2 separate regions of the Homo sapiens genome follow, and region 1 is linked to region 2. Evidence: chromatin contacts called from ENCODE Hi-C or POLR2A ChIA-PET data. All regions are on one chromosome and are shown on one strand. Each heading gives the region's core, a stretch centred on a gene start or an enhancer-like site at or near the end of the contact. The rest is flanking DNA. Distances are from core to core; before and after follow the strand shown.

Evidence for each region. Hi-C counts contacts between places; a loop is a spot of excess contacts on that map. ChIA-PET counts read pairs that join two places held with the same protein, here RNA polymerase II (POLR2A). Pooled maps may share reads with other maps.
Region 1: a loop to region 2 is called in a map of naive thymus-derived CD4-positive, alpha-beta T cell, with 2.6 times the contacts of the local background. The contact joins two enhancer-like sites. A Hi-C loop is called at or near these places in 1 of 168 maps with a recorded cell type or tissue (naive thymus-derived CD4-positive, alpha-beta T cell) and 6 of 50 pooled maps. POLR2A ChIA-PET finds 5 or more read pairs at or near these places in 1 of 52 experiments (activated naive CD4-positive, alpha-beta T cell).

What each region holds. Positions count from the first base shown.
Region 1 is chr2:55,131,905-55,135,321 of GRCh38, forward strand. It overlaps a transcript of RTN4 not described here. Among named protein-coding and RNA genes, the nearest start is that of RTN4, 83 kb to the left of the region's middle. RefSeq lists enhancers at 1,756-2,668, 1,970-2,159, 1,989-2,283. Within about 2 kb of position 2,012, at least 23 of the 41 ENCODE cell types and tissues checked have a DNase peak (open chromatin) inside an H3K27ac peak, as active enhancers do.
Region 2 is chr2:54,569,431-54,572,723 of GRCh38, forward strand. The region is part of intron 2 of SPTBN1 (spectrin beta, non-erythrocytic 1); the gene reads left to right. Among named protein-coding and RNA genes, the nearest start is that of SPTBN1-AS1, 12 kb to the left of the region's middle. Within about 2 kb of position 1,706, at least 31 of the 41 ENCODE cell types and tissues checked have a DNase peak (open chromatin) inside an H3K27ac peak, as active enhancers do.

The DNA of each region.
Region 1 (3,417 bases), core at 762-3,261, 560 kb after region 2:
AACATTATTACATATTTCTTTTTTTATTACATGATATTTTAACAATTACTGTTAACTGTGTTGGTTGTGCTAATGGTATACCATGTTTTATCAGAAGTCCTTATGTGTTAAATATCTGCTCAAGTATTTATGGGGGGAATGATGTGACACCAGAAATTTGCTTTAAAAACATTAGAACTGGCAACAAAACAAAGTAGAAGCTGGAGGAAATCGGTGAAACAAGAATGGCAGTACGTTAATTGCTGAAGCTGGGTGATGGGAATATGGGGATTCATTACACTATGCTCTCCACTTTTATGTGTGTTTGAAACTTTTCGGCCAGGCGCAGTGGCTCATGCTTGCAATCCCAGCACTTTGGGAGGCTGAGGCGGGCGAATCACCTGAGGTCAGGAGTTTGAGACCAGCCTGGCCAACAGGGCGAAACCCCGTCTCTACTAAAAATACAAAAATTAGCCGGGTGTGATGGCACACATCTGTAATCCCAGGTACTCTGGAGTCTGAGGCAGGAGAATTGCTTGAACTTAAGAGGCAGAGGTTGCAGTGAGCCAAGATGGTGCCACTGCACTCCAGCCTGGGCAACAGAGTGAGACTCTGTCTCAAAAAAAAAAAAACCTTTTAAATTAAAAGGCAAGAGTGATGGTTCATGCCTATAATCCTAGCACTTTGGGAGGCCAAGGGAGGCAGGCTGCTTGAGCCCAGGAGTTTGAGACCAGCCTGGGCAACATGGTATACCCCTGTCTCTACAAAAAATACAAAAATTAGCCGGGCATGATGGTGCATGTGCCTGCAATTCTAGCTACTTGAGAGGCTGACGAGGGAGAATCACCTGAGCATGGGAGGTGGAGGCTACAGTGAACCGAGGTCTTGCCACTGCACTCCAGCCTGGGCCACAGAGTGAGACCGTCTCTCAAAAAAAAAAAAAAAATTGAAAATTAAAAATAAATATACCGATCATTTTAGGAATTAGTTCTCACTCTCCAGTTTTGTTGTTGTTTTTTTTAATTATTATTATTTTTAAAAAACATGGCCGGGTGTGGTGGCTCACACCTGTAAATCCTGTACTTTGGGAGGCCGAGGCAGGTGGATCACTTGAAGCCAGGAGTTCAAGATCATCCTGACCAACATGATGAAACCGTGTCTCTACTAAAATACAAAAATTAGCCAGGTGTGCTGGTGGGTGCCTGTAATCCCAGCTACCTGGGAGGCTGAAGCAGGAGAATCACTTGAACCCAGGAAGCAGAGGTTCCAGTGAGCTGAGATCACGCCACAGCACTACAACCTGGGCAGCAGACTGAGACTCTGTCTCAAAAAACTAAAACTAAAAATAAAAAAATTTGTGGGTACATAGTAAGTATATTTATATATGGGGTTCATAAGATGTGTTGATACAGGCATGCAATGTGAAATAAGCACATCATGGAGAATGCGGTGTTGTCTTTTGCTTGTTTACTTTTTATTTTTCAGTTTATTTGTTCCCTCTCCCTGCCTTTTTTTTACTTGCAAAAGCAATAAATACTTGTAAAAATTGTCAGAAAGGTATAAATCTACTTCCCAATAATACGGGAGGACTGTGTCATGTGTATTTCTTGTAACCTCCTCCTTATGCAGGATACTGCCCACACCGGTATGTGTTCAGTTCAATTCCGTTAGAACTACTGTTCCTCACAAGGCTGTAAGGTACCCTTGAGGTGTCTAGTCCAATTCCTCCATTCTATGGAGGGAGAAACTGAGGCCCTGAGAAGAAGGGAAACTTAGTTAGGGACCCTGAGCTGGTTAAGTGACAGAACCATAAATAGCTCTCACCGTCCTTAACATAGCCCCTGCCAGATAACCCCTAAGGAGACCCAGCAGCCACACGGCTGATAAAGCCACTGCTTGTCAAGATGTCACAGGGTGAACCCCAAAATTGGGGTTCAGCCCAGGAAGTCATGTGGGTTCTTGGCTCCAAACAGGAAGAGCGAGCCAAGAGAGCAAAGTGAAAGCAAGTTTATTAAGTAAAGGAATGAAAGGGTGGAGAGTCCACAGGCAAAGCAACCCCAAAGGCTGCTGGTTGGCTATTTTGATGGTGATTTCTTAATCACATGCTAAACAAAGAGTGGATTTTCATGAGCTTTCTGGGAAAGGGGTGGGGAATTTCCACAACTGAGGGTTCCTCTCCCTTTCAGACCATATATGGTAACTTCCAGACGGTTGCCATGGCTTTTGTAAACTGTCATGTCGCTAGTGGGCATTTCCTTTAGTATGCTAATTTATTATAATTAGTGTATAACGAGCAGAGAGGACAACCAGAGATTGCTTTTGTGGTCACGTGGGTTTTGATTGATTTTCACTTGCCTCTTTACCGCATCCTGTTTTATCTGTGGGGTCTTTATGATTTGTATCTTGTGAACTCCTATCTCACTACCATCAGCATTCCCCTCTTCCCCCCACTCCTCCTGACCTCTTGACAGAAGCTGAGGAAATGGGAAAGCAGATCCTAGACTTGGAGAAGGTCTGTGTGGGGTCCAAGGCCACTCAGTAATAAGACTCCCCCAGGTCCAAAGTCCAGAGACAGCCCCCAGACTCACTCCATCTCTCAGAGGCTGATGCCCACCCAGCAGGCATTCACCTTAGCTCAGAGCAGCACCAATTTCCTGCATGCAGTCAATAAAGTGCAGTTTGCTTCCTGACATAAACAGCTGTTCTCAGAAAGCAAATATGCAAAGAGAATATTATTCTTCAAGTTTAAATGAGGAAGAAGAAAGGGTGGGTGAAGCGGGAGGTGGGAGCTTACACAGAGTTCTAGGTTTATAATCTAATTCTCCAGAGCCAGCCTCTGACCTGCAGCCCCCTGAGTGCCCAAGCTTTTTGGGCCCACCGAAAAGGGCTCTTGAGGCAACTCAAAACCGCTTCAGAAGTAAATGCGAGGAGTTACTTACTCAGGGTTTGCCCAGTCCTGAGGAGGAAACAATTCTGATCGGGGCTTCACTAGAGGGTCTAGATCTCTGCTGTCCAACATAGTAGCCACTTGTCACATGTGTCTGTTGAGCACTTGAAATGTGAGTCGGAAGTGAGCTGGGCTGTAAGTGTAAAATGCACATAGCACCAGGCATGGTGGCTCACACCTACAATTCCATTTGGGGAGGCCAAGGGGGAAGGATCACTTGAGGCCTAGAGTTCAAGATCAACCTGGGCAACATAGTGAGACTCCATTTCTATTAAAAAAATGTTTTTAATGCACATAAGATTTCAAAGATGGCACAAAAATAATAGTTTTAAAATCTCACTAGTAATTTTTATATTGATTATATGTTTGTTTTTTTGGTTTTTTTTTTTTTTTTTGAGATGGAGTCTTGCTCTGTCACCCAGGCTGGAGTGCAGTGGCTCAATCTTGACTCACGGCAACCTCCGCCTCCCAGGCTCAAGCAATTCTCAGGC
Region 2 (3,293 bases), core at 456-2,955:
GAATAGTTCACGTAAGATCCCACAAGTCCTACAAATTTTAACTTTCCAATAGTTAATATATATAAGCACACACATATACACACACGTGCAGTTTAGAAGTGTTAATATAGACGAGTTTTGTCTTGGCTTTTTATTTTTTACTTAACATCATCTTAAGCTTTTCATATGTGGTTATTTCTGTGCCTCTTACCAAATATTGGCAATTCACTTTCCAAATCAGACAATTACTTACCAGTCTGAGAGCCTGCTTCTCATCTATGGGATGAAGGTCATACAAATTCTGTGTAATGAGATTGTTGTAAGAATTAGGTGAGATTCTGTGTGGAAACTGTGTTTGGCACAGTCCCTGGTACATAATAAGGGCTCATAGGATTATTACAGATCCTAGTTAAATGGCAAGGCAGGGCCCAGCAGGGTGAGCCTTGTAAACTTGAGTGCCTCAACTCCCACCCCCACCCCCAAACCTGTTCTGGGTGTGGTTTCCTTTAGCATGTTGGGAGAGTGTTTAGTTTGCCTGAAAATGCACCCAACTGAAACCATTCCCCCCCCCCTTTAGAAAGATTAGAAGGTTCAGTCACTTGGGCCTGGTGACTTTTGATGTAGTTTGAAGGTCACAATGCTGGTTCCTCTCTCAAGTTCATAAAAGCCTCTGGAGCAGCTATTGCTGCAGCCAGCGAGCATCCAGCACTTGGTCAGAGAGCCGCCTTTGTCAGAGAGCGCTCCTGTAGCCAGACTCATATTAACTGCCCCCCATGGGTGTGTTGAATGCCTCTACTGTGTTTGCCTTTGAAAGGCCCTTCTTAGCCTTTCTCTCTCCCCCAACCCCATTTTCAAGAGGCACAAGACCTTTAAGTAGCAAATACAGTAATCACAGTAGCATGGAGACACAGGCTGGCCTATATTTGGTTTCACAAAGGCCTTGTGAAAGATCTGGCCTTAAAGTCCCTTTTTAATGCTGAAATTATGCAAGTGGAAAGTTAATTTGAGGATCACTGAGGCACGCTTTATTCATGAAGAATGTGAGCAAAACATAAATACAAAGTCTGGAGGCTCTGTTCTACGCTGGTGGCAAGGAAATTACATAGGTGGTATCTTTATTTGGCTGAATCCCCCTCCCTCCACCAAGAGTGCAACTGTGATAGAATTTTGGAGTGAGAGCTATTGTTTTAAGCACTGACTGGTTGCAGGTGTGTGTGTGCATGTTGCCTGAAACTCTCTACAAACCATAGACATGATTTTGGTGGAATTGGCGTGCCAACAGTGGTTACAGCTAAGATTGTAGAAGACCAAACATTCTGTTGGAATGTGACCTTAACATTTTGAATTATGTTTCTTAAGTAAGATAAATTTCGAAGGTCTATTTTATTTTTATCTTTATTCTTTGAAGGCCTGCTTTAAAGTTTACCGTGTCTTTGAAAGTCTAGTCTGTTGAACTCTTAAATCCCAGTGAGTTCCTATAGATTGCTAGCTTGAGTGTATAGTATTTGAGATGTGAATAAAGTCTAGTGCAAAGTGTGTTTCTTGTGCTTGAAAATGGTGCCCTGATTTCTGTTGAGGGAGACGTTTATTCCTATAAAGGTTTAAACGACTTGCTGTACAATTCAGTCTTGCAATGACAGAGAGATTACACACTATCTGCAAACAACTGCCAAGCAGATGAAATCCTGGCTGTGGGAAGTCTGCGGTGAAGAGTGGTGGGGGTGGTCAGGAGAGCAGTGGAAGGGAAGTGGCTCAGAACATTGTAGTGGTGGTTTGGCGTGCCTGTCAAGGGCTGTGGGACGTTTTCTCTCTCATTTCAGAAACAAGGGTGGTGGGAAACACATGGGCCGTGGATTTGCATAAACCAACAGTCAAATCCTAGCTCTACCAGTGACTTCACTGAGCCTCATTTTCTTCAGGGGGAAAGAATAAATAGCCCTTGGGGTGATTGTAAAGCCTAATTAGGTATGTTATAATTGTATTAAGAGGATGACGAGTTCACCGTTTGCCAGGGAGTTTTCCGGTTTTAGTGCCAAACATTCCACATCCGGGGAATCTTCCTCAGTCCCAGGCACACTGGGTGGTGAGTCCCCCAGTTATATATGAAGATACCTATTACTGTTCCCTAATTGTATGTACACACACACACACACACACACACACACATACACACACACACACACACACACACATATCTATAAATAAAGGGCTTCTGGAAGCTGGCTGCCTATTACTGTGTACCTGATACTCAGTGGGTATTTGTGAACTCCCAGGAGGATAGTGTGTTAGTGTGTTTGCGTGTATCTCTGTATTCCTTCTTAGGGATGGCATACAAATAAATGTTTCATGAATAAAGGGATGAATGAGTAGGTAAAGTAATATAAGCAGTAATGCATATGTTTTAAAGTGATTTAGCTGGTTTTCCTTCCAGGGGCCTCTTCCCTGAGAAAAGAGCCACTTAATAAATGATGTCTTGAATGAAAGAATACATCATGAAAATAATTTTGTCCATGATGTGGCTAAACTAAAACTCCAGGAAGGGCTTAGGCTGGGCCTATCTACTTTTTTTGATAAAATGAAGTTTAATATGACCCTAGTGACAACCTCCCCTCATCCCCTTAAAGCTCAAATTTAGGGAACTCTTGTGGTTGGACTCTCACATACTCCCTAGGACTCTGCTGGGTGCTGGGGAATTTACTAAACTTTGGTGAGGAGAAGAGGAGAGGAGAGGGAAGCCACGGTACTAAGGTACTTAGGGAGACAGAAACAGTTCCCCTAGAAATTAGACATCACATTGTCTTTTTCCCCCCTTTCTTTTGAATGAGATGGGGCAAGAATATTTGGACCAGGATAAAGTTTTAAGATGCATTTACACTAATGTAATCAGGTTACATAGCAAAAAAATGTTAAAAATGTACCCTGGGAAATTGAAATCTATCCATTCTTCTAGGTGTGGCAGCTTATTCAGATTTTTATGTTGTGTGACCATAAAACGAACACAGCTTTTCTAACCGCGAGTGTCTTTGTTTACAGAGATAACAGTGTGAGTAATGCTTTGCTAGAAGCCAGGCAGTTAAATCACACTCTGAGCAAATAGAGGCTGGGCTTCAGAAACTTAGATAGCACACGAATGTGCAAACTTGGTCTTTTAAACTGAAGACATATCTGAAAGAAAACTGCTTTTGGCCCATGAACTACTTTCCCAGCCCTTTGTGCCTCCCAATCTCTGCCCCCCTTTACAAAAAATCTTTGTTTTTCCTCTACAAATATACATATATGATTTCAATTTGGAGGTGGGATGTTATTTTTTTCAC